4 separate regions of the Homo sapiens genome follow, and all the other regions are linked to region 1. Evidence: chromatin loops called from intact Hi-C (ENCODE). Cell type or tissue: ascending aorta. All regions are shown on one strand. Each heading gives the region's core, and the rest is flanking DNA. Links, peaks and the distances in the headings are about the cores only. Region 1 overlaps SVOP (SV2 related protein). Region 2 overlaps SELPLG (selectin P ligand). Region 3 overlaps CORO1C (coronin 1C). Region 4 holds the start of CORO1C (coronin 1C).

Region 1 (8,056 bases), core at 1,246-6,245:
TGGTCTCATTATCCTCAATATGGCTATGTCTTTGCTCAATTTACTTGTTTGCTTAATGTAACCAGCATCCCAACTGCACTGGCTGCCTCTGTCTGCTGCTTCCACACTTTCCTCCTTTTCACTTCCTCAGACTTGGGGCATGCTGGACAGGGAAGGGAACTTTTAAACCAGGCCCTGCTCCCACCTATCCCATGTTGCCTTCAATTTTGCTAGAAAGAGGAGGCCTTCTTTTCTCTCATATCTCCCACCTAAGGCAGGCATCTGAGCTACTAAATGGCCTCATGTTACTCTCCTAGCTCCTCTTAAGGGGTGGGGGTTGGGGGATAAAGGGAAGTTAATTTCCTTTAACCCTGTGAAGGCAGATGGTGCTGGGGACACATTTAGATCTCCTAGGATCCCTTTACTAGGTCTGTGTGCCCACCTTGCACTTCTGCTAATGGCTCATACCTGCAACCTTCTCTTAGGGATACTCTTGAGCAACTGAAGCTGCATCACCCCAGAGGTACCTAGGAGTTATGCCCATCTCCCCAGGGCAGGCTGCAGACTGGCATGTACGTGTATAAAAGGCCCATCCCCTGGCATTGGGGGAGGGGTGGGGGTCAGATCCTGTGGAGCAATGAACACTCCCTTAGCTCCCTGTGTGCTCAGGTGAGTCCAGAAGAAACCACATCCTTGTGAACTTCTTCCCTGTATCTTTCTCTTAGCATCTTTCACTCTTACAGCTTCCTCCCAAGAGCACTCTCAATAAATCACTTATAGAGGAATCTCTGCCCCCAGTTCTGTCTGCTTCTATGCAACCCAATCAATGGGTTTCCTTACAGAGCATTTCACTTTTCAAAAGGGGGCCTCAGCAATACCACTGAGATTTAGACAAAGTTCTATCATCAGTAAAAGTCCTACCACCATTTTCATATCTACATCTATCAACAACAGAGAAGTTGTTACTTGACCAGGATTGCACAGCTAGTAAGTTAGTAAGCAGAAGAGCCAACATTTTAAACTAGGTTTGTCTATATCATGCAGCCCATGAATCACTTCCCTGTTGGGACAGTTTCACAGTTATAAACAACACTTCCTTAAACATCTTTAGGCTGAAGTCTTTGTCTTCACATTGTTTCCTTAGGACAGATCCCCCTAAGTAGAATTTGAGTCAGAGGGTATGCCTGTTTTTATGATTTGAGATATATATATACTACCAAAGTGGTTCTCCAAAAAGTTGTTCCAATTTATATTCCTTTCAGTACCTCACTCAACAAAAACCATGGGGAATTTCATAACTAAACCCTGATAATAGAAACCAAGATTATAGTGGTTGCTAAAGATTGCAACAATTATCATGGATGACTTTTATATTTTATTCTGTTTTCCGAATGGTATGCTTATATTATTTTTAAAAATCAATAATAATACCATGTTTACCTTTCCTTTACCAAATCGAAGTCAAACTACTAATCATGCAAAAATGTGCAGCAGGATATTCTAAGGGCAAAGCTATTTCTGTCCTTAGAGATCGAGGATTTGTTTTTATAACAAACCTATAACGTATATCATGAAGTCTTTTCATTCTGTTTTTTTGTTTAGTTATAGAGTATTATATGAATGCAATCTCATTGTAAAATAATTTAGCAATACATAAGCATGCAGAGTATATGATGATTCTTCCTCTCCCTATGACCCCAACTCCCATTCCTCTCCCCCAAAGCCATAACTACTAATCAGAGTTTGCTTTGCAATCTTTCAGCTTTTTTTTTGCCCACACAGAGTCTCACTCTCTCATCCAGGCTGGAGTGCAGTGGTGCGATCTCAGGCTCACTGCAACCTCTGCCTCCCAGGTTCAAGTGATTCTCCTGCCTCAGCCCAAGTAGCTGGGATTACAGGTGCATGCCACAATGCCCAGCTAATTTTTTTGTATTTTTAATAGAGATGGGGTTTCGCCATGTTGGCCAGGCTGGTCTCGAACTCCTGACCTCAAGTGATCCACCCACCTCAGCCTCCCAAAGTGCTGGGATTACAGGCATGAGCTACTGTGCCTGGCCTGCAATCTTTCAGCCTCTTTTCTATGAAAAAAATAAATACATAAATTTAACTAACATGCTATTTCTTTCTTTTTCCCTTCTCTTTCCTTCCCTCTCTCCTACCTTTTCCTCCCTCCCTTACTTCTTTCCTTCTTTTTTTTTTTCTTAACATACACAGCACACTGTCAGCGTTCCACCCAAACATCCCCATTCTTAGCATGTCCACGCATGCCAGTCCACCTTCTAACTGCCAGTACCTGTGACCCTTTCCAGAGAACTTTCTCTGGTCAGTAAAGCTTGGCTGGCCAGCCTTTGTGGCAGGCCAGAAGTGCCGAAGAATTTAAACTTCCCGGGAGTAGCCCTCACTGGACAGTTCCCTCATCCTTGAAGTGGGACCATTTGGAGGACCTGCGGCTGAGTCTCCCAGAGGAAACTTCTTGCTCTTAAATTTCTGTGTTAGGTTCCGCTTCAGTAAGACAATATGGAAATCTTTTCATGTTAATAGAGGTAGATCTACAGCTTTATTTATTTTTGAGACAGGGTTTTGTTCTGTCACCCAGGCTGGAGTGTAATGGTGCAATCATAGCTCACTGCAGCCTTGAGCTCCTGGGCTCAAAGATTCTCCTGCCTCAGGCTCCCAAGTAGCTGGGATGACAGGCATGCACCAACATGCCCAGCTAATTTTTCTTTTTCTTTCTTTTTTTTTTTTTTGTAGACATGGAGTCTCACTATTTTGTCCAGGCTGGTCTCACACTCCTGGGCTCAAGCAATCCTCCTGCATTTGCCTCCCAAAGTGCTGGAACTACAGGCATGAGCCACCATGCCTGGCCAAGAATTACTCTTTTTTTCTTTTGAGACAGCGTCTCATTCTGTCACCCAGGCTGGAGTGCAGTGGCACGATAATGGCTTACTGCAGCCTTGACCTCCTGGGGTAGATGATCCTCCCACCTCAGCGTCCTGAGTAGCTGGGACTACAGGTGTGCACCACCACACTTGGCTAATTTTTGTATTTTTTGTAGAGACAAGGTTTCACCATGTTGCCCAGGCTGGTCTTGAATGCCTGAGTCAAGCGATCCACCTGCTTCAGCTTCCTTCTGAAGTGCTGGGATTGCAGGCATGAGCCACCATGCCCAGCTGAGCATTATTCTTAGCAGCTGCATAGTCTTCCTCACCTCGGTAGTATCATCATTTATTTAACTGCCCCCTAATTATGAATGCTTAGGTTGTGTTCAATTTCTTGCTTTTGCCACCTGTGCCACAAGAAACATCTTTTCCTATAATTGTTGTGCCCCATATTTGGCCATTATTTACAGCAGTTCATTATGAAAGCAAGCTACTTGATCTTTATCCAAAGTATGGCAATTATTATAATCAGACTGAAAAATAAAAGAATGAGCAATGAAATTAGCAATGCCAAGAATCAGCTGATTCTGGCATAAATAAATTCCCACTGCAAATAATCACATTTACAGCACTGGGCAATTAGAGGCTTGCCATTTGGATCACGTGTTTGGAAAGCAAGAACCTGTGATCTCAGCCTGGCATTTTTGCCTGGTCTTTGGAGGAACGAGGACAGGCTTTGTGTATAAGCTCATTGTAGACACCAATTTGAAGATCATTCTGAGGCAGGTTTCAAGGTAGAACAGCTGGGCAGCTACCTGAGGTACTGTCTTTAAGAGCAGCTAAAACACAAGTAGGGCGTGGGTTACCTTACTCCAGGTTTCCCACCGCAGCCGCTTACATAAATGGTGTTTGGCTGCGGTGCATGGCGCCCTCTACTGGAGGTAAAAAACACATGGGCCCAGTGCCAACCTGTATTGATGTTTTCGTGGAGAGACACGGGGCAATAACAGGTGATTATCATTTGTTATTTGTTGGTGCTTATTTGCATTTCCTAAATTTGGTAAAACAAAAGTATATTGTCTCTAATGACAAAAATAAAATTGTATTTAATTCCCTTGCTTGAATTAAAGTCTATTCCTTCTTGATGTCCCTCCGTAGAGAGAAAGTGTAATTAATCTGGGATTCTACATGTGATTCCTCTTATCTGCCTTAAAGGGTCTAGAAAACTGTTAAGAACCACCAGCCTACACTCCAGAGTCATTCTCCAAGTCAGTACCAGAAACGCCGTGGATATAAATGATTTAACAGGACCTTCTGACTATATATGCCTGAAACCCCTTTGAAATTGTTGTTCAACATGGTAAGGGCTTTGGCACCAGACACACCTGGATTTGAACCCAGTTGCAACTGGTTTGCCAAAGTTGCTCCAATATTTTCCGTCCCGGTATCTATGCACCTTTGCAGTATGACTGCAGCACATCCCATCAAGAGTTCATTTTCCCCTCCTGGGGATCTGTGTGGCCTTGTGACTTGCTTTGACCACCAGAATGTAGCAGAAATGATGTTATGCTAGTTCCAAGTATAGGCCTCAAGAAGGTTTGTGGCTTCTTCTTGCTGCCTTTGACCCCTGTTCAGATGCCATGGGACCAGGTGCCTGGGTGCCCCATGATTCAGTGGACTGAAGACACATGAGCAAGTCCCATGGAGTCTAGAGGAGCCACCAAACTGCCTCACTGCAGAATCATGAGTTGAATTAATCATTGTTTTAAACCATGAATGCAAAGGTGGTTTGTTACAAAGTAGAAGCAAACCCTACATTCCACTTTTTTTTCTTTTCTCTTTTTTTTTTTTTTTTTTTTTTGAGTCAGAGTCTCACTCTGTTCCCCAGGCTGGAGTGTAGTGGTACGATCTTGGCTCACCGCAACCTCTAACCCCCAGGTTCAAGTGATTCTCCTGCCTCAGCCTCCCAAGTAGCTAGGATTACAGGTGTGCACCACCACGCCTGGCTAATTTTTATATTTTTTAGTAGAGATGGGGTTTTGCCATGTTGTACAGGCTGGTCTCAAACTCCTGGCCTCAAGTGATCCACCTGCCTCAGCCTCCCAAAGTGCTGGAATTACAGGCATAAGCAACTGTGCCCAGGCCCCCTACACTACACTTAATAACTATCTGGCCAGGCACGGTGGCTCACACCTGTAATCCCAACACTTTGGGAGGCCAAGATGGGAGGATCACTTGAGTTCAAGAACAGCCTGGGTAACACAGTGAGACCGCCCACCCTGTGCCCTGCAGCCCATCTCAACAAAAAATTTTAAAAATTAGCTGGGCGTGGTGGCACACATCTGTACTCCTAGCTACTCCAGAGGCTGTGGTGGGAGGATCCCTTGAGACTGGAAGTTTGAGGCTGCAGGGAGGTATGATCGTGTTGCTGTACTCCAGCCTTGGCAACAGAGCGAAATCCGGTTTCAAAAATAATAATAATAACTATCTGACCTCCAGCAAGTCCCTTGTGAGTTCTAAGCCTCAGTTTTCACATCTGTCATACGGGGATAAAACAGTTGTTCAATGGACCAAGTAAGTTAGTCTGAGCAGAACATTTAGCAAAGTGCCCAGCACTTGGTAAGCTCCATTATTATATCTACTTTGGGGAAAGAAAGAAAAGAATGAGGAAGGGAGGAGAGAAGGAGGGTTGTAGAAAAGCACAGATCAGCGTAGAGGAATGGGCTCCTTAATGATCTAATTGACTTTTTTTTTTTTTTTTCTTTTTTTTTTTTGAGACAGAGTTTCACTCTTGTTGGCCAGGCTGGAGTGCAATGGCATGAACTCGGCTCACTGCAACCTCCACCTCCTGGGTTCAAGCGATTCTCCTGCCTCAGCCTCCCAAGTAGCTGGGATTACAGGCATGTGCCACCACGCCCAACTAATTTTGTATTTATAGTAGAGGCAGGGTTTCTCCATGTTGGTCAGGCTGGTCTCAAACTCCCGACCTCGGGTGATCTGCCCGCCTCAGCCTCCCAAAGTGCTTGGATTACAGGCGTGATCACCACGCCCGGCCCTAATTGACATTTATACTTAAAATTCAGAGTACATTACAAGGACTTCTGGTTGTTGAGCTTTTAAGAATTATACAGCAAAATCTTTTTCATCTGGTTTTATGAGTTGCTGCAATAGGATAAAGCTATTGTAAATTAATGGAAACTTTTAATTGCATTTAATCACATCAAAATATCTCCAACTAAATGTTTCTAAATAATGAACTTAAGGGAGCCATTTTTATAACTAGATAGGAACATTGTATAATTTAAGACATTATTTTTATGTAAGTGGATAGAGTTACAGTGGTGGGAAGCCAGTGGCTCTCTTGGGTGGCTAAATATTTCTTCTGCAATTTTGTTTCTAGTTTTTATTTGCCCTCCTCACAGATAAAACAGATATTTAGGCTGGGCGTGGTGGCTGATGCCTGTAATCCCAGCACTTTGGGAGGCTGAGGCAGGCGAATCGCTTGAGGTCAGGAGTTCGAGACCAGCCTGGTCAACATGGTGAAACCCCGTCTCTATTAAAAATACAAAAATTAGCCGGGTGTGGTGGCTTGCTCCCATAATCCCAGCTACTCGGGAAGCTGAGGTGGGAGGATCGCTTGAACCCAGGAGGTGGAGGTTGCAGTGAGCCGAGATATCACACCACTGCACTCCAGCCTGGGTGACAGAGTAAGAATCTGTCTCAAAAAAAAAAAAAAAAAAAAAAGCTATTTAGTGGAGTAGTTCAGATAATAGGTTTGGAGGGTCAAGTGATGTTTAGACATCAGCTCTGCCATTTACTAGCTATGTGACCTTGGGCATGCTACTTAGTTTCTACAAAGCTCCAGCTTTTGTACCTGTAAAATGGAGATGATCATAATATCTACATCCTAAGATGAGCGTTAAAGTGGTAATACACGTAAAGCACAAGGCTCAGTGTCTGGAATGTAATGATAGCTCAATAAACACATGGAAGGGCTACAGTAGTGTTCAATACATGAATAACTAAATGGGGAAGAAGTAGGGAGCAGGCAGGCAAGCTGGGGACCCTTAAGATAAGCATGAGATAAGGGGGAAAGGCCCTCCTAGCTCCTCTATGTCCTTTATTTTATTCCCCTGGTGTCCTGTGCCATAATCCCAGAACCCCATGGGAAGAATCTCTCGTCCTCTTTGTAGTCCCGCCCCTTTGCTGTTTTGGGGTGTGATTTTCTCTGTTCCAGCTACTCCACCCTTGCAATCGCATCTGCTTATAGGCTTCCGGAGGCTTCTCAAAATTCTGATCCACTGATGGCACCATTTTCTTGCTCTCCAGTACTCTTAAGTATTTATTCTATTTCTTAGCTGGGCGCCATGATGCATGCCTGTAATCCCAGCACTTTGGAAGGCCAAGGTAGGCAGATCGCTTGAGGCCAGGTATTCAAGACCAGCCCAGGCAATACAGTTAGACCCCGATCTCTACCAAAAAATAGAAAAAATTAGCTGAGCATGGTGGTGTGTGCCTGGAAGGCTGAGGCAGAAGGATCACTTGAGCCTGGGAGTTCGAGGCTGCAGTGAGCCATGATTTTGCCACTGTACTCCAGCCTGGGTAACAGAGCGAGACCCTGTCTCTCACAAAAAGAAAAGATTTATTCTATTTCTTACTACTTCTATGTCATTTCCAGGAAATGTGGAAGAAGAAGAAATAGAAAATGTCACTTCTCATTCTACCATCTTGAACAAGAATTTCTGTGGACATTCTGAATATTTAAATCCTTTATCTTTCCTTATATGAGAAGAAAATCCAGTGACTGTTTGAAGTCTATTTCTACAGGCATCTCTCTGAGCATCCCTGGTAAGGGAATTTGATTTGCTCTTCTGTGAGTACATTCCTTCCAGCCACGAGGGGAAAACGGTATCGTCCTCAATGAACTCATCATATTCATGAATAGGGCAGTAGTTGTGTCTGCAGGAATTCCTGGAGCTGGGCCAGAAGTGGAGCACATTGTCCACAAGTCCCTGCCAGCCCAGATTTATGGCTGCGGCTCCATTAATAGCCTTTCCTTCAAGCTCCAGTGGTTTGTAAGCTCATCCCAGATCCAGAAGTGTATGTCAAATGCCTACTCTACAGAGCCCTGGAGGAATTAATCATGAATCAAGGAGGGAAGGACTGAGGAGAGCTGAGAGCCACTCACCATCCTTCCA
Region 2 (8,056 bases), core at 1,672-6,671, 330 kb before region 1:
ATTGTCAAGGGTAATTGTTTACAGTGCCCCGGGCCCTATGAGCATCCCATGTTACAGATGAGGACTGTGAGCCTTGGAGAGACACATGGCAAAGACAGAACCAGGCATCAGACTGACTTCTGTCTCCTTCCCAAGTCTTCTGGGGAATGAAAAATCCCTGCCTTGTGTGACTCTTATCTGAGTGGGAAGGACACATAAGCAGTGGCCACTTGATGGCATAAGCAGACACAGAGACGCCCATTCTACACATGGAAAGATTGAGGCCCCAGATGGAGGAGGAATAACCTGGAGTTAACTGTTGGCCAACCAAGCTGGTCTCTGTGCCCAGGACTGGGGCAAAGACGGGGTGAAATACTGCCCCGCAGCAAGTAGGGTGATGGGGGTGAGCAAAGGAGGAGCCCAGAGACATGGCTGGATCCAAAAAGATCTCCAGGGCCTGGGGGAGCTGAGCCCTAAAAGTGGAAACAAAAGGCAGAGAGGGCAGGAGCCGTGGGGCATGGGTGAGGAGGAGTGAGAGGGCCGGTTTGCCCAGACAGGCAGACATATAGGTGAGTGGGCAGCGAGTGAGGAAGCTGGAAACTTCTTGTGGACTTGGGCACTGGGGAGCCATTGATAGTCTCTGAGCAGGGGAACAGCCGCAGAAGGTAAGGACATTCACAGGGGACCTCAAAAGATGTGGCTTCCTTGGGCCTCCCCGTCACCCAGTCCCTGGGAGGGGCAGGGACAGCAGCTGTGGGAGCTCCAAGGAGCATGCCCAAGGCCCCCTGCTCTCACACATGCCTTGGCCGACCTCTGGGTTCACACAGCCTTGTGAATTCACCTGCTTGCCTGCTTGCTTATTGGTTTGCTTGCTTCTTGGGGTATATTTTACACACAGTAAAAAGCACCAATTGTAAAAATGCAGTTCAGTGAGTTTTGGCAAATGCAGACACCCGTATGACAACCAACCAGACCAAAATAAAACATGTTTCCATCATACCAGAGGGTTCCTGCAAGCCGCTGCTAATCATTTCCCACCCCCAAGAGTAACCACTGATCTTTTCCAGAACTTCTTATCATTGGAATCACACAACATACAGCCCAGCCAGATTGTATGTCACTGTGGCTCACGCCTGTAACCCCAACACTTTGGGAGGCCGAGGCAGGAGGATCAGTTGAGCCAGGAGTTTGAGACCAGCCTGGGTTGGGCAACATAGCAAGACCCCCATCTCTACAAAAAAATAAGTAATTAGCCTGGCATGGTGGTGCACACCTGCAGTCTTAGCTACTCAGGAAGCTGAGGCAGGAGGATCGCTGGAGCTTGGTAGGTCAAGGCTGCAGTGAGTTATGATGGCGCCACTGCACTCCAGCCTGGGTGACAGAGTGGGACCCTGTCTCTAAAAAGAAAAAAATATATAGCCTTTTGTGTCTAGCTTCTTTCAGTCAGCATGGTGTCTTTGAGATTCATCCATGTTGGCATGAGAATCAGTGCCTCACTCCTGTTTATTCAGAGTAATATTTCCTTGCACAGATGGACCACAGTTTATTTATCCATTCACCAGCTGATGGATATTTGGGTTGTTTTCAGTTTGGGGATCTTATGAACAAAGCTGCTGTACACATTTGTAGCAGTCTTTGTATGAACATCTGTTTTCATTCTCTTGGGGAGATACCTAAGAATGGGATTTCTGGCTTGGATGGGGAGTACATGGTGAGTACACGTCTAACTTTATAAGAAACTGCCCAACTGGTTTCCAAAGTGGCTGTATCATTTTGCATTCCCACCAGCAACATGTGAGTGTTCTAGCTTCTCCACATCCTCACCAGCACTGGGTGTTGTCAGTCTTTCTAATTCTAGTCCTGCTGGAGGGTGTGAAGTGGCATCTGACTGTGGCTTTAATTTGCATTTCCCTGATGGCTAATGACCTCAAGCATCTTTTGCAACAGCTTTCCTGGAACCTCCACCTGGAGGTTGAGCAGGCCCTGAGACCCAACTTGGCTGAACCCCAGCTCAGGACACTCCTCTTACCACCAGCCCTGCAACCTCCTTCCATGGCTTTCCCAGCCACCCCGTGGCACCCTCATCAGGATAGCTGCCCAAGTCAGAAACCTGAGATTTCAACCTCCTTTTTCCTCACTTCCAACCCATCAGCAACTCCTACCCTTTTCTTCCCAATTACCTCTCGATTCCACAACTTCTTTGCACCCTGCTCTAGTCCAGGTTCTCCTCATCCTCACACAGCCTCTTCCTCCTCCATGCGGCCACCCTGGCTCCTTCCAGCTGCCCCCACCTTGTCTGCTCCCCTAGTGCAAACTCCTGTGCCCATGATGCTCCCACTGCCTGGAACTTTCTTCCCTCTATCCCTTCCCTCCCAAGTCAATAACTCTGTGTCCTTCAAGTTTCAACCATGATTTTCCTGACCCATGCCCCCCAGCTCTGGCCCCATTGCTCCCAGCATCTCTCCTCTGGGCTCAGGGCCCAGCCATAATCTGACATAATCTGATCTTTTCCTGGGTGATTATTTGATCAATCTGTCCCCCTCTAGACCATGAGCCCCAAAGGGGTCTCGAACTCCTGGCCTCAAGTTATCCGCCCACCTTGGCCTTCCACAGTTCTGGGATTACAGGCCTGTCCTACTCACATGGCATCCCAGGGCCTCTCACAGTGCCTGGCACATTCCATAGTAATCGGTGGCTTGGTTGAGTGGCAAAGAGGGATGGGATCTGGGGAAAGAATTTGGGGAGCCCCTGCCAGATCAGCTGCTGGATGAACCACCCCCAGGGTGGCAGCCCCAGCCTGTAAGAGACAAGGGACCTGGAACAAACTGAGCCCATCATCCCCCGCCCCCCATTTCCTGTCTACCCTCCTTCCTTCCCTGCTGGCAGAGCTGAAGTCAGCACAGTGTGGTTTCCTAACCGTGCAACCGGCTGGAGCAAGTGGTTCAGCTTTCTGAACCTCGGTTTCCCTGGCAAGAAAATGGAACAATCATTGCACCCACATTATGAGGTTGAGTCCTAAATGAGATAATGCAGACAAACTGTTTGACAAGGCACTAGGTATGCAGTAAGTGCTCAGTAAAGGCCAGCTGCTTGCCCCCGGCCATCCCTCTTAGTCCTAGGCCCCAGCTCTGCTGTGTTGTGTTCTCTGCAATGAGAGGGCTGCGCTGTACTCGGTTACCCTCCCAAGGAACAGCGCCTTCCCTCAGCAGCCAGGAGCCACAGAGGGTGACTAATGGGGGACTTCCAGGCCCCAGGGCAGGTCAGCAGGGCTGAGGTTTTGGGGCGTGGGATTCCCCCAGAACCCCGCTGTGATCTCAAGGACAGCGTGACACAGTGGTAAGATCCTGGCTTTCAGGTCTGGGTTCCAATCTCAGATCCTCTTCATGACCTGGGGCAGGTGACTTCACCTAGCTCTCATCCTCAGTTTCATCTTCTGTAAAATGGGGAGAATACTAGAACCGTCTGTGAGAGCTGTTTGAGGGGATTCACGGGGATATTGCAGCTGTGTGTGTGTTCAGGATGTGTTTGCTGAATGGATGAGTGGGGTGATTCAGGCTGGTGGTCCTCAAGGGCATGGGAGGCCCAGGCAGGAGGGGAGGGCACAGGGGTGTGCAGGAGCCAGACTATATCTGCCCGTGAGAGCTAATCAACAAAATTTTCAGAATTTTGTGTCAGTTGTTTAATAAATTAAATTCTATTATATTAAAAGCCAAGGTCATCAGTACTCAAAACTCACCAATTCCTAATAATTGTACTACATTATCCGATGATCGATGCCCTTGTTACTAACACCTATTGTATCATCAACTATATAATGGTTGGTAGCTCAAAATCGGCTGTGGGAGTATTTACATGGAAGACATTGGCAAATGCTACAAATCAGGACTTTTTCCCATTGGAAGCCAGTTGTTAAACACTTAACAGCACGCCACTGGCTTTGGGGCTCCTTCCTGGCTAAATGATCTCCAAGTCTGGCCCAAGGGAAACGCAGGCTTCCACCTGCTCTAAGAGCTGGCGGCGGGCGCCCCCTGGTGGCCGCTTCAAGCACCCGGCTTCGCCCACCCTGAATGAAATCCCACACCTTGGAGAGAGAGAAAACTGTAAAGGGAAGGTGGCCCTCTTCCAACGCAAATGGAAATCTGTGGTTACACAGCATCCTCAGGAGCTGTCAGGAAATAGGGGAAAGCTCCCAGGAAGACGAGGTGACAAGATCCCTGGGGAACAACTCAGAGGTCCTTCAGCCTGAGTCCACAGCCCCCTGCTGTGGAGCCTTCAGCTCCCCTTCTCTGATTTTTCTGATCCCTCCCAAAGGGGAGGTAGACTCAGTCTCTCCTGACCCATCAGCCTGCCGACCCCGGGTGTTAACTGACCCAGCCCATGGCAGACACTCCCACCTTCTTCCATCAGCACCCCCAGGACACTTTGAACACACCTGCCTGTGTGTATCAGATTTGATCCTTCCAGAAGTTCAGGGGAGGAGACAGACACTGCATTTCCAATATGTGTGGGCCCTCTCCCCACTCCTCCCCGATGCTGTCCCATGGCCTTTCCCCCTGACGGCTCTTTCCTACCTTTCCCTTGTCTCTTTCCTCCAACCCCTCTCTCCCAAGCCACAGCCAACCCCTGCCAGACTCAACCTTCTCTGTGAACTCCCCTTTTCCGGGATAAACCATTGGGGGCAAGGAAAGAAGTCCTTCACTTCCAAAGAGGCCATTGAAGGTATTTTTTTTCTTTTTCCTTTTCTTTTCTTTTCTTTTTTTTTTTTTTTTTTTTTGAGACAGCTTTTCACTGCTGTTGCCAAGGCTGGAGTGCAATGGCATGACCTTGGCTCACTGCAACTTCTACCTCCCAGGCTCAAGTGATTCTCCCACTTCAGCCTCCTGAGTAGCTGGGACTACAGGCGCACATCACTGCACCTGGCTAATTTTTGTATTTTTTGTAGAGACGGGGTTTCACCATGTTGCCCAGGCTGATCTCAAATTCCTGAGCTCAAGCCGTCCTCCTGCCTCGGTCTCCCAAAGTGCTGGGATTACAGGCGTGAACCACCACACCCAGCCGGAGGTATTTTTCAAGAAGAAAAATAAAGACTATCCCCTGAGATGACTTTTATTCCTCTCCTAGAAGGTAGAACAGAGTCTGTTTAAGCGGCAGCTTCTTTCTCTCTCTATGGAAATGACTGGAAGGTATTTGGGAGCAGAAGAGCAAGAACTCTCCAAATCCTGGTTTTCTAATCTGACTGAAACTGCCTTTGCAAAAATTATAACTGAGGAAATGATGACAGTGGAAGAGACCAGACCGAACAGACTCCATCTTGCTTCTAGCCTTTAAGCTGTCCTTGTTCATTCCTTCCCCAAAGTTAGGCTGAACTAACTTTGGGAAATAATTCAGTTCGTGTTTTGACTCTGAAACAAAATTAATAATATCCCTTCCCCCCGAAAAGACCCCCTTCTTGCCTGGGGACCGATCTGCCTTTGCAGGACTAACAAATTAGCTACAAGATTCGAAATTATGGTTTAGGGGTCATGCAGCCTCTGGCTCCAAGAGTCTAAGCCTCCCCAAATTGCTCCTGTGGATAACATCAGTATTGTAAAACCTCAGAGCACTACGTGAGATATTTTGCAGACCCCGCACTGGATGGATCAGTTGACACCACCTAGGCTGGTATTCTGGCTCAACCAGTTCTGCCATCGCAGCCGGGAACAGAAGACATGAAGAAAACCTCACTGCAACCCCCTATGACTGTATCTCCAACCTGACCAATCAGCACTCCCAACTTCCCAAGTCCTTACCCGCCAAATTGTCGTTAAAAACTCTGATCCCCGTCTCCTGTACAGCCTGCTCTGCATGAATTACTCTGTCTCCCTTGCAATTCCCCTGTCTTGATAAATCGGCTCTGTCTAGGCAGCAGGCAAGGTGGATCCACTGGGCGGTGACCTGACCCCCACAAGGTAGTGTGAGTTTTGAATGGGATAATGCAAGTGTTGCTTAAATAGCAGGGCCAACCTGGTTTACTGGGGCTGAGTTTCACGGAATATGGGACTTTCAGTGCTAAAATCAAGAAAGTTCCGGGCAAACTGGGACGACTGGTCACCCTATGCTTAAAATCAGGCGTCAGCAAACTGACGGAGCTGAAATGAGCCTGCCGCCCGTTTGTAAATAAAGTTTTATTAGAACACAACCATGCGCATTCATTTATGGACATATTGTCAGTGGCTGCTTTTGTACTACAAGGACAGAGTTGAGTTGTTGCAACAGAGGCTATGGTGTTGCAACAGTTAAGGCCTACAGTATTCACTGTTTGGTCCTTTAAGAAAAAGTTTGGCAGCTTGAACTTTTCCACCATTTGACAGCAAATCAGTGCTTCTGTGAGTTGTACAAAAGGTTGCAGGCTGCATCTAGGATCACCAATAAGCTACTGGCTGTTAATGAGAGACAGGGCCTGAGTGAAAAGGAGAGGTCAGGGTGAGCTTCTGGAGAGTGGGAAAGATTCTGTGCTTGGCCAAGCTTTAATCAGTCAGGCCCCTGAGTCCTCTCCTAGGCCCATCTGTGCACTTCCTTTTAAAATCCAGTTCTGGGCCGGGCGTGGTGGCTCACACCTGTAATCCCAGCACTTTGGGAGGCCAAGGCGGGAGAATCACCTGAGGTCGGGAGTTCAAGACCAGCCTGACCAACATAGAGAAACACCATCTCTACTAAAAATACAAAATTAGCTGGGCGTGGTGGCGCATGCCTGTAATCCCAGCTACTCAGGAGGCTGAGGCAGGAGAATCACTTGAACTCAGGAGGCGGAGGTTGCAGTGAGCCAGATCGCGCCATTGCACTCCAGCCTGGGCAACAAGAGCAAAACTCCATCTCAAAATAAATAAATAAATAAAATCCAGTTCTAACAAGAACTCTGCTAAGTCAGCTTAGCAACAACCCTCCCCCCACCACTCCATATCTGATCACCTCCCATATCTGATCACCTCCTATATCTGATCACGTTCCTCATCTGCCACCATCCCCCCGGTGATGTCTGAGCACCCTGGCCTGCCTCCAGTATGAATCCTGTTAGGTCAGTGTAGAAAATGACCGAGAACCCATCCCCAGCAGTCAGTTTAGCCAGAATTCCCCTTCCCCTGATGTTTCCTCTTGGTAATTTTCCAGCTGCAGATATCCAACCCTGTTCCCTGGCTATCAGCTCCCACTTGCCCCTGCTGTACTCATAGTTGAGCCCAAATGCCCCCACTGCAAAATCCCATAGCTGCAGTCCCTGCAGTGATTGAGAGAGTCCCACTCCCCTTGAACAAAGTCTTCCTTACCATGCTTTAACAAGGGTCATTGAATCTTTTTTTTTTTTTTTGAGACGGAGTCTTACTCTGTCACCCAGGCTGGAGTGCAGTAGCGTGATCTCAGCTCACTGCAACCTCCCTCCGCTTCCCGGGTTCAAGCAATTCTCCTGCCTCAGCCTCCCCAGTAGCTGGGACTACAGGCATGTGCCACCACACCTGACTAATCTTTGTATTTTTAGTAGAGACAGGGTTTCACTATGTTGGCCAGGCTAGTCTTGAACTCCTGACCTCAGGTGATGTACCTGCCTCGGCCTCCCAAAGTGCTGGGATTACAGGCATGAGCCACTGCTCCCAGTCCCATTTTTTTTTTTCTTTAACAGGAGGATAGATTGATGTTTAGAGGGATATTGGTCCGAGGTTTGGGGGGGACCAAACTCTGTGGGCCAAAACTGGGTAATGGAGGAAGTGGAATAAAGTGGTCACTGGTGGGGAAGGGGCAGCCCTCCCTTTGGCCCCCCATAGCCTGAACTTTTCCTGGTCACCCAAGGATGTACAAGACCCCCTGTTGTCCAAGAGGCAAAACTGAAGTCAACCTAACAGCCCATGAAAGAGGCTTCCTGGGGGGCCAGGGGCTGAGGGCAGACAGCTGAGGACCAGCCCCCATCCTGCACTGAGGGATGGAGAATTCCGGGAAGGCTGCCTGAAGGAGACAGCCTTGAAACCTTGAAGGATTCCGCTATCGTTTGTCCATCACATATTTATTGCCTGCACTGGACCTGCAGTTGGGATACTGCAGTGAACAAGAC
Region 3 (8,056 bases), core at 1,255-6,254, 290 kb before region 1:
TTCCTCAGGTTGTCGAAATGGCCTTGAAACACACACACGTGCACACACACACAAGTATGTATGTGGGCTGGGGGAGCAGTGCACCCCAATACTCTTCACCATGGTTTCCTAATAATCTGCTTTAAAACCATATAGCACACAACCAAAACACATTTGCTTCCCCCCACTCAGAGAGCCACAAGAGTGGAAGACAAGGGGAGGACCGCTGAGCTCAGCTCCCACCTGCACTAAGAAGCACATTGCGGGCCGTTGGATGCCAAGCCACGATGCCGACTCTCTTTGAGTGGCCTTCCAAAATCACCACAGGTTCAGTCAGGGAAAGGGTGAGTCCATTTTCTGGGATCTGCCATACCTGTTGGACAAGGAAGAAAGATGATCCACATGAAAGCTATTGCCTTTCATTATCACATTTACAGTGACCATCCACTATAAAGATTTGCTCTATGTAAACAGAACATAGAGTGATATCTGGATGAAAGGCAGAATGTTGTGAAATGACCGTGTTAGGCGGTTTTTTTTTTGTTTGTTTTTTTGTTTTTTGTTTTTCGTTTTTGAGACGGAGTCTCACACTGTTACCCAAACTGGAGTGCAGTGGCGCGATCTCGGCTCACTGCAACCTCCATCTCCCAGGTTGAAGCAATTCTCCTGCCTCAGACTCCCAAGTATCGGCTGTTTTTAAAATGTAATATGTTATCGGAGATCAGGATACCAACAAGGACTACAAAACATTTCCTCTCAGCTTTTATTTAATATTATTTGGGATTTTATTCTAAATTCCTTGTTAAGTTCAAAACTCTCCAGTTAGAAGCATGCAAAAAATTGAAAGAAAACTACAAAATGATTGAAACACTCAAGAAAAGGAATGGGAATGAAGACACTTAGCTAAGTCTGTGGTTCTTGATGGGATGACATAGTTTTTAAAACATATTTTCTATAATTTTACACTTGGAAAACAAAAATACACTTAATATTTTTATAACATGTATTATAGAAAATATTACAAAAGAAAAAAATGAATTAGACCTCATCAAAATTAAAAGCTTTTGTGCTTCAAAGGACACTATGAAGAAAGTGAAAAAACAACCTGCAGAATGGGAGAAAATAACTTACAAATCATACATTTGATAAGAGACCCATAGCCTGAATATAGAAAGAACTCTTAGAATTCAACCAAAGGACAAATAACCCAATTGAAAAATAGGCCAGTCATCTAAATAGACATTTCAAGGAAGACATATAAATGGCGAAAAAGCACATGAAAAGATGTTTGGCATTATTAGTAATTACAGAAATGCAAATCAAAACCACAAGCTCTCTCTTCATGCCCATTAGGATGGCTAGAATCAAAAAGACAGATAACAAGTGTTCACAAGCATGTGAAAAAATCAGAGCCTGCACACATGGCTGGTGAAAATGTAAAATGGTATAGCCACCATTTGGTGGCAGACCTTGGAAAACAGCCTGGCAGTTCCTTAAATGATTAAACAGAGTTATCATATGATCCGGTAATTCCACTCCTAGGGATATACCCAAGAGGATGGAAACTATGTGTCTATGCAAAAACTTGTACAAGAATGTTCATAGAAGCATTATTTGTAATAGCCCAAAGGTGGAAACAACCCAAATATCCATCTATCGATAAATGGCTGAACAAAATGCGACATATTCATACACTGGAATATTATTTGGCCATAAAAAAGAATGAAGTACTGATACATGCTACAACATGAGCAAACTCTAAAAACATTATGCAAAGTGAAAGAAGCCAGACATAGAAGACCGCATATTGCAGGATTCCATGTATGTGAAATGTCCAGAATAGGCAAATCCGTAAAGACAGAAAGTAGAATAGTGGTTGCTTAGTGTTGGGGAGAGTGGAGGGAGGCAGGTGGAGGGGTGATAGCTAAAGGATTTGGGTTTCTATATGAGGTGATGAAAATTTTCTATAATTGTCTGTGGTGATGGTTGTGAATATTCTAAAACTCAGTGAATTGTACATTTTAAATGAGTGAATTCTATGTGAATTATATCTCAATAAAACTTGTTATTTAAGAAAATCCTCTTGACTAGTGAAGACATGCAGAAGACTCACCACATCTTAATTGGGGACATGCCTGGGCACAGGGGGAGAAAGGGACAGGGAAAGTATGAGTGGAAGGAATGAAAGACTTTATGTTTAACAATGAACAACAAAGGTTTCAAAAGGTTAAGAAACAAACAACCTCTAAGAAAAGGGCTGAGTTACAGGTAAGCTGAGTAGCATCAAGAACCCTACCGAAGACCAGATATTAAATAATATTTAAGTTTATGAAAAAGCTAAAGTTTAAAATCATTATCTTCTACATGAAGATTAAAACAAGTAAATTTACCATCAGAAAATGATTTTGAGGAACTAGCTCATGAAAAATTTAAGAACTTGTCAATGAAAAATCATGTTCAACACTAGAACACGTGAGAAAAAGAATTTTCCTTTGTGGGAACTTTAAAGAAGGAGACAAACAATTGTCTGTTTTCAATTGCTTAGTGGAAGGCAGAGATCTAGACTGGATGAGTGTTTAGGGTTCAGCTCAGTTCTACTGTCCTGCAAAAAATGAGAACAAAAAGTTTGCCATTCTGAAGAGTGGGAAAAAGTCATGAGTTGAGTGATTTGTTCATTTTTACAGCTAAATTCTGCCCAGGCTAAATATAACCCCTTATGCAAATCATAACAAAAATAAACCTGCATTTTGAGGGCCCAAGCTTAGAACATCACCTAATTTCCCCAGAGCCAAATTTTAAGCAAGGCAGGTGTGAACAAGCATAGAAGGAAAAGGAAGACCTACCCTGCCCTCTCCCTCCCTCTGCGGAAGAGACCTTGACCCAGGCCTCTTTCCCCTGCGGAGAACATGGGCATCTGCTCTCCTCCATTACTGCATGTTAGCTTTCATCCTGACATGCACTATTTTTATTCAAGAATTTATGATTAGTGAAACAACTCCACATTGAACTTGACTATCTGAATATAAAGCAGGACTGACATTTTGAACAGAACAAACAGAAAACAGTGACTACTAATTTGATCAAAGCATGAAGTCGACAGAAAAACAATTATGAAATGGGACTTCAGTGACTCAACAGGAAAAGCATTTTGCAAGATGCACTGTGACCCCACTTAGAACTGACAGAGTGGTAATACCACCTTCAATCTCCAGATGGCACCCCAACCATGGCCTGCTGGGTTTCCTTGCAAGGACTGAAAACGCCTCTGTGTCTCACTCTGAGCACAGCTAGTGCATTTTCCAAATCACTAATGAGACGTGGAGTGATGGGAGACTTTGTTTATAATCAGCATTTCCAACCTTAAAATATGAGGGCAGAAGCAGAGCTCATAATGGGGACTTAACCTTTTCCTTTCTCTAGCTTCTCCCCATCATCTTTTCCTGGATTAAAAGAAAATTTTAATGATGAAGCAACATTTATTAATTTTTAAAATAAGGAAACTCTGTGTGTTCCTTCTTTACCTCACCTCCAGCTGGTTTAACGGTTCCCTCAGCTGGGTTTATTCACATAAGACAAGCACCTAAGCCATTTTACTACCTTGGTTAACTCTTTCTTGTAACACATTTATTGAGTTACAATAAATTGTATTGTAACCCATCTAGTACTGGGTAACTAAATACAGGCCCTGCTCTTGAGAAGTTGATGGTCTAACAGAAAGCAGAGACTTCTATCAGACTGAAAATCAAAGACAACAAATCCAAGTGGTGTGATACAGACAGTTAGAGAGTGAGCACCAGAGTCAGGCAGAGTCTGGTTCAAATCCTGCCTGGGCCACTACCTGTGATGATCCTGGCAAACATCACTGCATAGAGAAAACATTAGTACCTATGCCTGCGAGGTGTGCTAAGAGAATTAAGGAATTAATTAACCCTCAGCACAGAGCCAGACACACACATAGTGCCTCCAGAATGCAGAGACAGTACACAGCAGGGCTGAGATTATGGGCTCTGGCCAGACTGATGTGACTGAATTCCTGATTCAGTCACATAGTGGTGTGACCTTGAGGACATTCACCTAACCTTTCCAGGACTTAATATTGAACCTGCCTTCTGTGAGGCGGTTTGAAGACTAACATGGTAACATGAAACTGACACATTTAGAAGAATGCCTGGCATAAGGCAGACACTGAGTGTTAGTTGGTATTATTGCACAGTGCAACCAATGCTATGCTGGCATAAGCCGACCGCACTACTACGAAATTAGCTTCCTGCTAACCAAGCTTGGTCCACCCAGGAGGGCTCCCTGAGGAGGTGACCTCTAAGGATGAACAAGACTTAGGTGAAAGTAGAGCAGAATATGAGGAGAAATTGAATATCCAGTCTCAAAATAAAACACGCAGATGTGTAGAGCAATTTTCTAAAAAGTGCATGCAGCATTTAAACAATGCCATAAAGAAGCTGGCTCAGGAGCTGCTAGGGAAAAAGCACCAGAGTGAAAAAGCTAATACTATAAGCACAAGGACTGCAATGCGAGAAGAAAGTGAGTGAAAAAGTCTCTGAAATGAAATAAGAAGACAACAGAATTCTTGTGTCCACTGGTAAAGAGGGGGTGGTGTTCTCTACGGTGGACTGTGGAAAGAGCTTGGGGGTTGGGGGCGGTCTGTAGGTCTTTCCACACTCAGCATACACATGCTCTGGCTGGCACCCAAAGGCCATGCTCACAGGCCTGTCATTATGTGGCTCTCTGCCCTCTTCAGGGTTGTCTGCTACTCTGGGTGATGGCCTGCTCGGTTTGGACTGATGTTCCTGCAGCTCAGGGACAACAACAAACAGAAGCACCACTTGGTACATGTTTGGTCCTCTTGTGTGTAATATGGGATGCTGGCCTGGGTGTCAGAAGACACAGGCTCCTGTCAGAGCTGGGACACTAATTGGTCATGTTAGCATTAAGAAGGGATTTCACTTCTGGGAGCCTGAATTTCCTTAATACTGGGGACAGCTGTGCTTACTCAGGGGTTATTAGAAGGGTTAAATGAGCTCAAACATTTTGCATGCCCCAAAGCACCACCCTAATAGGAAATACTGCAACTAGGGAGAAGAGCATGGGGCTTTCTTTGGAGCTAGACAGATCTGGGTCTGGCTGAGCCTTTTATCAGCTGTGTGACCCTTAACAAAACTGCCACTCTCTGAGCCTGTTTCCTAAGTTGTAAAATAGGCCACACTCATGGCTTACTGTGCGGATACAATAACTAAATATTATCATGCACATAAAGGCTTAGAATAGCGCGTGGCAAAAAAAAAAAAGAGCCTACCATATTTTCATGATGACTTTTTTTGCTGTTAATATGACCACTATGACGCCATATATATTTCTAGGTCTGAACATCAGAATTTCTTAGAATGAGTCTTGTCTTCAAATTAATTCAGCACTGTACCCAATTAATTAATACTAACTAATTTACACCCAAGATATCATTATGTGTGAAAGCTCTGGTTTATACCTAGGCCAATTACCACAGTAAGGACAGATCTGATCTCTGTGCAGGCTTGTTAGCTTTTCTTTGTTCTATGGCTACAGACTGGTACTGTAATACCAACCAGCTTTCTCAAAACTGTATGCAGTGAGTGCAGAGGAAAACAGACACAAAACACCCAGAGTAGGCATCTCAGTGCAGCAGAGAGTACAAGTTATCCCTACTTCCTCTTTTTTATTTTATTTTCTTAATTTAAATAATGCTGTGTGTTCCTAACATTTTCTGTTTGGACAACACATTACTATGGCAATGTTTTGTTTTGAAAGGACAAAAATGAAATCAGAGGAGCTGTGGTGGCTCAGGCCTGTTGTCCTGGTGCATAAGGAAGTGAGGCTCGGCGTTCAAGGCCAGCCTGTGCAACATAGAAACCTCTCATCTATATAACCAAAAAAATGACATTCAGTTCCAAGGGCTCCTACATGAAAAAGTGAATCCATCAGTAAAATCCCATTGTGGTTCTGGAAAAAAACAACTTTAAGCACATGTTCAGAACTACTGTACCATGGGCATCCTTTTCACATGTGAAAGCCTGGATATGGAAAAAGGACAACTCAAGAGAACAATCCCAACAAGAAAAAAGGAAAACTAAGACACTTGGGTTTCTCTCACGTGCTAATTTTAAAGTACAATTAGTTAAATAGTTTTATTTTTCAAATACTGCTTTCCAGACACTGCTTCCCTATTTTAGTCACCCATCATCAACTTGCTACTGGGCTAGGACTAGAGTTACAGCCATAAAAAGGGTTACACCCCCAAAAGACCCTATTTTTCCATTCCTAAGGAAACCAATTCCAAATGGGAAATGAAGAAAATACATGAGACAGGAGAAAGCTTAAAGATGTGGTAGCAGCTGCAGACCAGTACAGCGTCCTACAGACGCCCACAAAGGCCTGCATGTAGGGCATCAGGGCATTCCCAAATGAACCATGACGTGCAGAGTGGCACCGAGTTCGGGAAAACCAAGAACCGAGTGTTGGGTTCCGATCTGCCAGGGTTATAATATCCTCTGGCAAATGGCCCAGATGCAATCTGTACAAAATGGAATTAAGACGAAGCCCTCCCTGCTGAATGCCTGAGAGGAACCAAAACATCACTTCCATTTTTATTTCAGGGCAAAAACTATATTAGAAAGCATTAAAGCTCTTTTAAAAATTGTCTAGCAGGTTTTCCAGTCTTTGTCAAATGCCTTCCCACCCGCCAAAAAAAACTATATTAGGAAAATTTATAATGGAAGCAAAAATGGATTAGATAGGGTATTTTTGTTGATTTCTACAGAAGAATAAACTGATTTGAGAGAAGGGAGAAGCGTCCTTTAAACTTAAAAATTTGGACTATTCTATAGCTGGAGACAATTAAGACTATCATTTTGCAATATCTTTCCAACTCCCAGACTCTGGAAGGAACAATTATGCAATCCCATTGTCCAAATTAGCCATTTTTTGCATTTGTGTTTGATTACTACCCTGCAGATAAGGAACAATGTTGAATCAACATCATTCACTAAACTTAAGTTGACTGCTCTTTGTATTATTTAAAGCACTATTATTTTCTTGGAGCTAATATTTCCCCCAAGTAAAATACTTAGGTAGCCACAATCTTAAAACTCTCTTTGAGAAGATACTGCTGAAGAAAAGAACTCACAGAGCCAAAACTCTGCAAAGCTAGGAGTGAAGTGTAGTTTCTGGGAGTACAATTTACACAACTGCTGTGTGATAGTATAAAATGCTGTTTCACAAAGTAGTACATGAAAGGTAAACTGTGTCAATATAATTTAATTTTAGGCTGTGTAAAGAAGCCACGTCTAAAAAATGGGGGAATGTATCTTAAGATTGGTGTTCCCTCTCCTAAAACTGCAAAGTAGCTGTCACTAAATCAATGCCCACAAAATTAACAAATCAATGCTTAAATGCTTAGGACTTCATGGATTTATACCATAAGTAATACAAAAAGCAGTTTTTAAAAAATTACTTTTATTCTTTTACAGTTCATTTGATAAACTGGTTCTACTGTATTTTTCTATGAAATGTCTATTAAAGGTACTCTTGCTGCTAGGAATCCACTATAGGTATCCATCAAAATCCCCATTACAAAAAATAACAGTCCATTATACGTTTACAGCTTCCTTTTGACTCTCGATAGGCATATTATTATCATACCTCCATATTATATGGAAGGCAACTGGGGCTGAGAGCGTTTAAGCGAAGCGACCTGCAAATGCTCAGAACTCCTACTCCCAGGATCTCCTTGATATCCTTCTTCTACTAAAACTAGGCCTTGTTATACTATCTACTATTTGTAGCTCATGAGCTACTACCAATAGCCTAGGCTTGAGAAACTACACAGAGCTTTTCCGTTAAAAAAAAAAAAAAAAAGGCGGGGGGTGGCGGGGGGTGTTGTCTGAAACCATTTGATCTATAATACAGTGTTCTTTTACCTTCAGAAGAGCAAGGTGGAAAATAAGGTATTAAGAAGCAGGTAGGCTAGGAGAAGATCAAACATTTCTTTAAACTTTCATTTCAACTGCTAAGCTATACAAGCTTCAAT
Region 4 (8,056 bases), core at 1,743-6,742, 220 kb before region 1:
CTTGGTGAATACCGTAAAATGGTGCAGCTGCTTTGGAGAAGTCTGGCCATTCCTCCAATAGTTAAATATAGAGTTACCATACAACCCATCGATTACATTCCTAGGTAAATACTCAGGAGAAATGAAAACGTATGTTCACAGCATTATTCATAATAGCCAAAAAGGAAAAACACCCAAATGTTCATCAACTGATGAATGGATAAACAAAATACGGCATATCCAAACAATGGAATATTATTTGACCATTAAAAAAAAAAAATGAAGTACTATACAATACTACCACACATATAAACCTTGAAAATATGCTAAATAAGGGCAAGACACAAAAGACCACATAGTGTATGATTCCATTTACATGAAACGGGAGGACTTCTAAGGGGTATGGGGTTTCTTTTTGGGGGGGATGAAAATGTTCTAAAATTGACTGTGGTGACAGCTGCACAACTCTGTGAATATACCAAAAACCACAGAACTGTACACTTTAAACGGGTGAACTGTACAGTATGTCTCAATGAAGCTGTTATAAAACAAAAAAAGTTCCATTCTGCACTCTAGAAATACAAAGTACTCAGAAAGGAGTACAGAATCTTGTTCACTCACTTTAAAGGATCTGAACTAGGGCAAAGAAAACCCAGAGAGATTCTATTACTTAACATTCTAGGTACTAGGTCATACTGAAATATTCATGAAGAATTCTGTTTTAATACAGAAAAGGTATCTTAAGTTTAAAAAGACATACAAGTGTCAGAAAAGAGTTTTCATAATTCAAGGAGACAGTAACACAGAGAAGTCATAAATGGAAAACAAGCTTAAGAGGTTTTATCACATGGATTTGTACCTTGAAAATGCAAGTAGCTCTCAAATTTATTATTGCCCCACCCCTGGAAAAGAGGTCAAAGGTAAAACAGACCAATTAATAATATGTTTCTAAAGTACCAGTTTGTGACAAATCAAAATATGAGAAATTAAAATTTTGCCATCATAAAGAAGAGACTCGTCGACATACCCACTTATATAACTAAGAATTGATATTCATCCTTTTGAACATTCCATCTCATAGTCGTTAGAGTGACTCTCTTCCTCATGGTTGGAGTGGATCCCAGAAGTGACAGATAAGTTAAACATAAAACTTTTATCAAAAAATCCAACGGTGTTTAAAAAAATGCTATTCACTGACACCGAATCTAATCCTAAACTATATATAAATAAGTATAAATGCTGATTAGCACAATCTGCAGGCAAAGTAACAAAGGATCATGAAAAAGTCAATATTGTGTGCAGTTATGTTTCATCGGTATGTATCTATTAAAATTCATCAGGCTTTAATGTACCTTCCACAAGTAATCAAAATAAATATGGACAAGATAGGTTCTATATTTGTCAAAAATGTGTGCTCCTGACGTTTATACCAAATCTTTGTCCAATCCTCAGTACACACGACTAACCTCCACCACGAAACACTGCACTTCAAGACCTAAGGTACAACACAATTCTCAGTTTTATTTCACTTTTTTCCCTACTTATTTATGCGATTTCTCAGATCCAATGTTTACTATTATGCTTCATAGCCAAACATTATGACTGTGAAACATACCTCCAAACCAAAAATACTAGTTTCCTTAAATCATCTGAAATGTATAGAACCAAGTCCAAAATAGATTTTGCACATTTCTTCAGTTTTACAGGGAATGCAGAAAGTGAATTAATATTAAACAGGTATCTATTTGCCTTCACAACTGAACAGACGGTACAAAGCAACTGCTTATACTTAATCATGTTTCTGTCTATTCCAGCAGGCCCTGGTGTCAGGAGAACGTTCTGCCAGATAAGGACAATGAGATGCATTATTATATAGAGTGACTAAGAGCCCTACAAGTACTGTTTTAGAATGTAATCCCAGGCAGAAAGGCTGCGGTAAGAGGGCCTAATATTTTGTGGTAACTATTTCCAAAAGTAAATATATTCGCCACCCAGGACCAGTTTATTAAACGCGCACTACATTCAATTCTTTTCAAATGTCTTATAGGAGGGAAAAGCCTTTGTATCTTACCATGCCGGGGGAAATGAACAACTTGCAATTTGCTTCGCACTCTGAATCCCACGTTTGCAACATGTAGAGCAAGCACTTTAGACACCACAAAACAAGGGCAGCCTACATTACGGCCAAATATAGGATGTGTTTCTAAATCGTGATGCAGTAAAGCCTACGATTCCTTTTCCAGCGTTCAAAATCCTTTGAACACTCCCAAAAAAGGATGCCAGGGCCAGCGCCTCCCTCCAAGAGGAAGCCCCTTTCTTCTCAGCTCTCACCGCAGCCTGCCACTTCCCCCAACACATTCAAATCATTTGAGAGACGGAGAGCTGGGGAGCGTGCGCCGGTGGGGACAGGCGGGAGAGCTCGGTTTCTGCATTCCCACCCTCCACGTCTGACCTCATCCTCAGTCATTTCGGCGCAGCGGGGCCCCACCTGCACCTCGCTCCTTTTTACTGCGTCCCTCGCCAGCTGCCCCGCTATTAGGGAAACACACCTCTGAATCACCCAGTTCACTCGGACACCCTGGGCCCCCGATCCGACAGCCTTCCTGCTTCGTTCCTCCCCTCCCAACCCCCAGCCAGTCCCAGCCCTCTGCTCCCTTGGCCGGGCTCAGCCTCTTCCCAAGCCGCCCCCACCCACATTACTCCAGCTCCAGCTCTGCCCCGCCCCGCCTGACCCCCAACCGAGATCTGCAGGGCCCAGAGCTGGTCTCGCACCCAAAGCCAGGAAACCCGCAGGCCAGGCGGCCGCCCTCGCCCCTCCCGACGCAGGGCCCAGCTCGCCCCGGCCCCACGTGAGCCCGGCCCCTACCCGCCCCCACCCACTCGTTCCCTGGGGCGGCCCAAACCCAGTCCCCAGGCCTGGAGCCCCCGGGCTCTACGCCTCGCCCGAAGCAGCCCTTCCCTCCCAGCACCTCGCCCAAGCAGGCGATCCCTGACCCCTAAAAGCCTTCCCTGGGCAGCCTCGTCCCACCTCGGCCCGCGGCTCCGCACCCGGCCAGGAGCGTTCCGGACCTCGAAAGCCTCCTCCCCACAGGGACCCTGCTTCACGCTCCCCACGCCACCTGGTTCGGTCCCCAACTCCCTTTCCCCGAGCCCCCGACAGCAGCCCCCGGCCCTAACCCCTTGCAACCCAGCCCGTGAACCCGCGCCCCGCGCGCCCACCCAGCACTGTCCCCTCCACCTAGCCCTGCCCCTCGCCCCGCCGGCTCCTGTCAGGCGGCGCAGGCACATGCTCAGAGGACAGGTCCGCCCGCCCGACTCGCTCTCAGGCTGCCCCCGCCGGGCGCGAGCCGCTCACCCGGGCCGAGGTGCCTGAGGCGCCGCCGCCGAAGTCCCCGCTGCAAAGCCGGGCGAAGCCTCCAACCGCTGCCGCCTCCAGCCTGGCACTGAGCGCCGTGCGGGGGAGGGGCGCGGGCAGCCGCCACCGCCCCCGCCACCGCGCGTAGGCCCCGCCCCCGCGCCGCGCGGGACCCAACCAGGGCTGCCGGGCCGCTGTGCGCCACGCCCACTTCCGGAGGGGAAGCCCGCTTCCCACCCCACGTTCCACGCCTCGCTACGCCCCCTCTGGTCGCACCGAGGGATGCAGGCGGTGCCCAAGCGCACGCCCCGCTCTCCAGTCATCTGAGTGGTAGAGGGCCACGCCCACAGGCGCCTCCGAGCAACGCCCACTGCTCCTTAGACCCCGGAGCGGGGTTCTTAGAGCCCCGCCCACTGACCCGCTAGGCTCTGCAAGGCCACGTCCCCTGGCTCCTCAAAGATTCCCCCAGAGCCCCTCAATACAGGAACATTAGCTCCTCTGAGCCCCGCGCACTGCCTATCCGAGTCCTTAAACCAGCCTCCTGCTTCCCTAAGCCCGGCTCCCCTCCCACTGCTTCAGAACTCGCCCAGCGGCCTCACAAAGCCCCGCCCCGTCTTCCAGAAGCCCCGCCCAAGGACCGCAACCCTATTCCTAGCATCTCAAGCCCCGCCCACTACCCCATCTCAACGTTTAAACCCCAAGCCCCGCCCCGAATTCGCGAATCCACGCCTCTGGCTCCCGAGGCTCCGCCCTGGCTCCGTCACACCCTACCACCACCTCCCTTGAGGACTGCCGACGTTCCAGCCCTCCCTGAACCGTCCATTGTCACATTCCTAGTGCAGAGTGGCCGCCCCTGGGCTGGGCCACACCCACGTAACCCCAAAGAGGGCCCGTGATTGACCCCATTTCGCAGGTGAGGGAATGGAAACTTCAGGGTTCCTCCCTTCCTTTCCCTGGCCAGAGTCCCTTAATAACTCGGCGGCCCAGGCCTGAAAGTCGGAGCACGGGAATTTGAGCCTCAGCTCTGCGGCCGTCAGACTGTGTGACCTGGGACAGTTCTCTTACCTCTTTGGGCCTGAGTCCCCTAATCTTCAGCATGAAGAAGTTGTCCTGTTAATAGCTAAAGTCCCTTTCTGAAACACCAAGCTCTGAAATACCGAGATTTGAGGAAACAGAGCCTGGGGAACCGAACCGACTGTGGGGTAGGGCTATTTACTTCCCAAAGCAAGGCATCTTTGCCATTCACAGGGGGATTTTTTATTTTAAGCGTCAGCCTCAGAAACGTGTGTTATTTAAATCAAGCTTGACCTGAACTAAGACAGCTATCACAGCAAATTATTTATCCTCTCTAAGGGTCAGTTTCTTTATCTGTAAAATGGGGATAACAGCCCCTCCCTCACAGGGTTCCATGAGATCATATTAGCAGCCATGATCGTGGCATTACTTTTTGCCATTAAAAGGAATGGCAAAAACCGCGATTACTTTTGCACCAGGATAATAGTAATATACTTAGAAGAGTTCCTGGCTTGTGATAAACGCTCGACAGTACCTGTTGCTGCTACTGCTGGGACTCAACAAAATGAAAGGATGGGTTTTATTTTGCCTTCAAGCAGCCACTCCTAATAGGAGGAATTCAGCACCCTTCCTGCAGTAAGATTTGCCACTCACTTTATTTAAATGAGATAAACGTGATGAAACGCCTACTGCAGTGCCTGCCATATGGTGAGGCTCAAAAACAATTCACTTGTTTTTGTTTGTTTGAGACACAGTCTTGCTCTGTCGCTCAGGCTGGAGTGCAGTGGGGCAGTCCACGGCTCACTGCAGCATGGACCTCCCGGGCTCAAGTAATCCTCCCACCTCAGCCTCCCACGTAGCTGAGACTACAGGCACGCGCCACCATGCCCAGCTAAATTCTTAACATTTTTCTGTAGAGATGAAGTCCTGCTATGTTGCCCAGGCTGGCCTCAAACTCCTGAGCTCAAGAGATCCTCCCACCTCGGCCTCCCAAAGTGTTGGGATTACAGGTATGAGCCACTGTGCCCACAATTCAATAGTTTTGAACAATAAAAGTTGTTTTTTTAAAATCCACTAGTTAATAAATTAAACAGGGGCATTGATAGCAGTGAGTTCTGAGTGCTTTGGGGAAAATGAAGATTGGTAAAGTGCTTTGAGTTCCTTTTTTTTTGAGACGGAGTCTTGCTCTGTCGCCCAGGCTGGAGTACAGTGGCGCGATCTCAGCTCACTGCAAGCTCCGCCTCCCAGGTTCACGCCATTCTCCTGCCTCAGCCTCCCGAGTAGCTGGGACTACAGGCACCCGCCACCACGCCCGGCTTATTTTTTGTATTTTTAGTAGAGACGGGGTTTCACCATGTTAGCCAGGATGGTCTCGATCTCCTGACCTTGTAATCCACCCGCCTCGGCCTCCCAAAGTGCTGGGATTACAGGCGTGAGCCACCGCGTCCGGCCGAGTTCCAACTGGAAACCACGGAGTAAGCTAGCTTATTCTTTGGAAACAGATTATTGCTAACATTTATCCATCACTTAGACATGCTAGGCACTATCTGAGTGCTTTACATGCAGAATCTTCTGAAATTGCTCAACAATCCTATGGCCACAGAAATAATTCTTTTTTTTTTTTCTTTTTGAGACGGGGTCTCACTCTTTTGCCCAGGCTGGAGAGCAGTGGCTCCATCTGGCTCACTGCAGCCTCGAACTACCAGGCTCAAGCAATCCTTCCACCTCAGCCTTCCAAGCAGCTAAAACTGCAGGTGCACACCACTTTGCTCACTAATATTTTTACTTTTTGTACAGATGGGGTCTTGTTTTGTTGCCCAGGCTAGTCTCAAATTCCTGGCCTCCCAAAGGTGTTGAAATTACAAGCATGAGCCACCACACCCAGCCCAGAAGGGACTCCTAATCCCCACCTATAAAGGTGAGGAAACTGAAGACTCAGAGAAGTTAAATTCCTTGTCCAAGTCACATGGCTTGAACCACGTAGAACCCACATCCATCTAAATGCAGAGCCTGCACCCTTAGCCAGTTAGTCATTACACTAAACTGCCTCTGTGGCAGCATGACAGAACAGAAAAACCGTGGACTTTGGATTCTGGCCGGTTTAGGTTTAAATTCAGGCTCCACCTATTACTCATTGTGTGACGTTCAGCAAGTCACTTCCCCTCTGAGCTGAGCCCTATTCTTCTGCCTATATATCACTGGGAATCATGTAAATGCTTCAGGAAGTGGTTTTGAATATTCAGGAGTTTAGATTCAATGAATTAGGACGTGGCAAAGCACCCAACACAGTGCCCAGCACAAAATAGTTGTTTTAAAACATGTTGATGTTTAAAAATCACAGGGTTCCGGCCAGGAGTGGTGGCTCACACCTGTAATCCCAGCACTTGGGAGGCTGAGGCAGGCGGATTGTTTGAGGTCAGGAGTTCGAGACCAGCCTGGGCAATATGATGAAACCCCGTCTCTACTAAAAATACAAAAATTAGCCAGGCATGGTGGCACGCGTCTGTAATCCCAGCTACTTGGGAGGCTGAGGCAGAAGAATTGCTTGAACTCGAGTTTGGAGGTGGAGGTTGCAGTAAGCCTAGATAGCGCCACTGCACTCCAGCCTGGGCGAGAGTGAGACTCTGAAAAAAAAAATAGAAATAAATAAAAATAAAAAAATCTTGGGGTTCCATGAGATCATAGATAAATGATGAAGTTAGAAGTGATGAAATGATAATGATGAAATTAGAAGAATTCCCCCCGCCAGATGATACCGCCAAAAAGCAGCCATGGAATATGCTACGAAAGATCCCAAGGCCTTCATCTTCTGACTGCCTCTTTCAGTTCCTGGTTTGAGCCCTGCATTTGAGGAGGTGATTCTTGCACAGGAAGCACCCAATGCCAGAAGCAATGCCACCTCACTTTCACTCCATGCCTATCCCAAATGTGGTCAGCTGAGAGCTGCTTACTTCCAGAAACAGGAAAACTGCATAACTCTGCTGGGAGAAAGCCCCATCATCTCATTGTTCTTGAACCTACAGCAATTGCTTTGTGGGCCTGAAAGAAACCTTGGCTCTGTCCAAGCTGGCCCTAAAGGGAGGGATCCAAGTCCAGGTGAGATGCTGGATTTAAGAGTTTTTTCCTGCTCTCAAAAGCTGGTGATTTCTAAAGTGGCTTAAGACAGGTGCTAGATGGAGAGGAATTTAATGATCAGGAAAAATAAAAATGATTCCAGACCACACATGATATAGATGCCAGCTTATGTATGAAGTGGAAAGAACTGTGGGCCCAGCATCCAGAGGCTCCTTAGCAAATCATTTTTCTATTTTTTCTGAGTACCAAATGGGGACATTTGTTTTAGGTTGCTAGGGCAACCTAGAAGCTCAGTGAATTACCCTGTGGAAGCATTAACAAATAATAATATTATTAAATAAATGAGACTGGAAGTCCCTAGAGTAATCTCAGTAGACAAGACCCCTAATTGAGCGATAGAAGACAACAAAATTTGAAGAGCACTAAAATTCACTCTACATTGATAAATCTTCATTCTCACCACTTTGGGTACTTCTTTCTGCAAAATAGAGACTGGAAAAATACTGAATGATTGACAGGCTACAGACAAATGCCTTTTTTAAAATTAAAATTGTAATTTTGAGATAATTACAGATTCACATACAAGTGTAAGAAATAATACAAAGAGGCCAGGAGTGGTGGCATGCGCCTGTA

Evidence for each region. A loop is a pair of places that touch in the nucleus more often than their neighbours do. Peaks named below come from ENCODE experiments on the same cell type or tissue, not always from the same donor. Only the 100,000 strongest peaks of a DNase experiment are listed, where the experiment ranks them.
Region 2: it touches region 1 in a loop (4-fold over the local background); 17 of 110 quality-filtered maps call a loop at or near these places.
Region 3: it touches region 1 in a loop (8-fold over the local background); 55 of 110 quality-filtered maps call a loop at or near these places.
Region 4: a loop joins it to region 1, with 3 times the contacts of the local background. A loop is called at or near these places in 4 of 110 quality-filtered maps.

Annotation. Positions count from the first base shown.
Region 1 is chr12:108,947,534-108,955,589 of GRCh38, forward strand. All of the region lies in intron 6 of SVOP (SV2 related protein), which reads right to left. Among named protein-coding and RNA genes, the nearest start is that of SVOP, 70 kb to the right of the region's middle. In ascending aorta, for the core only: a CTCF peak has its summit at 3,795 (motif pointing left); a DNase peak (open chromatin) is centred at 3,768; H3K4me3 peaks cover 538 bases.
Region 2 is chr12:108,614,285-108,622,340 of GRCh38, forward strand. SELPLG (selectin P ligand) reads right to left here. Exons shown (of 2, transcript NM_003006.4): 2 at 7,611-8,056. Among named protein-coding and RNA genes, the nearest start is that of SELPLG, 16 kb to the right of the region's middle. RefSeq lists enhancers at 3,008-3,467, 4,048-4,097. In ascending aorta, for the core only: a CTCF peak has its summit at 4,016 (motif pointing left); DNase peaks (open chromatin) are centred at 2,826 and 3,977; H3K27ac peaks cover 460 bases.
Region 3 is chr12:108,661,807-108,669,862 of GRCh38, forward strand. CORO1C (coronin 1C) reads right to left here. Exons shown (of 11, transcript NM_014325.4): 4 at 223-352. It also overlaps the pseudogene RNU7-169P. Among named protein-coding and RNA genes, the nearest start is that of MIR4496, 30 kb to the left of the region's middle. RefSeq lists an enhancer at 2,897-2,966. In ascending aorta, for the core only: a CTCF peak has its summit at 3,180 (motif pointing right); DNase peaks (open chromatin) are centred at 3,195 and 4,697; H3K4me3 peaks cover 589 bases; H3K27ac peaks cover 4,638 bases.
Region 4 is chr12:108,728,095-108,736,150 of GRCh38, forward strand. CORO1C (coronin 1C) reads right to left here and starts at 3,424. Exons shown (of 11, transcript NM_014325.4): 1 at 3,335-3,424. LOC105369969 (a long non-coding RNA gene) reads left to right here and starts at 5,315. Exons shown (of 3, transcript XR_945328.4): 1 at 5,315-5,358. RefSeq lists silencers at 2,703-2,982, 3,173-3,682 and enhancers at 3,295-4,098, 6,507-7,008. In ascending aorta, for the core only: a CTCF peak has its summit at 3,619; DNase peaks (open chromatin) are centred at 2,507, 3,597, 4,017 and 6,417; H3K4me3 peaks cover 2,776 bases; H3K27ac peaks cover 4,822 bases.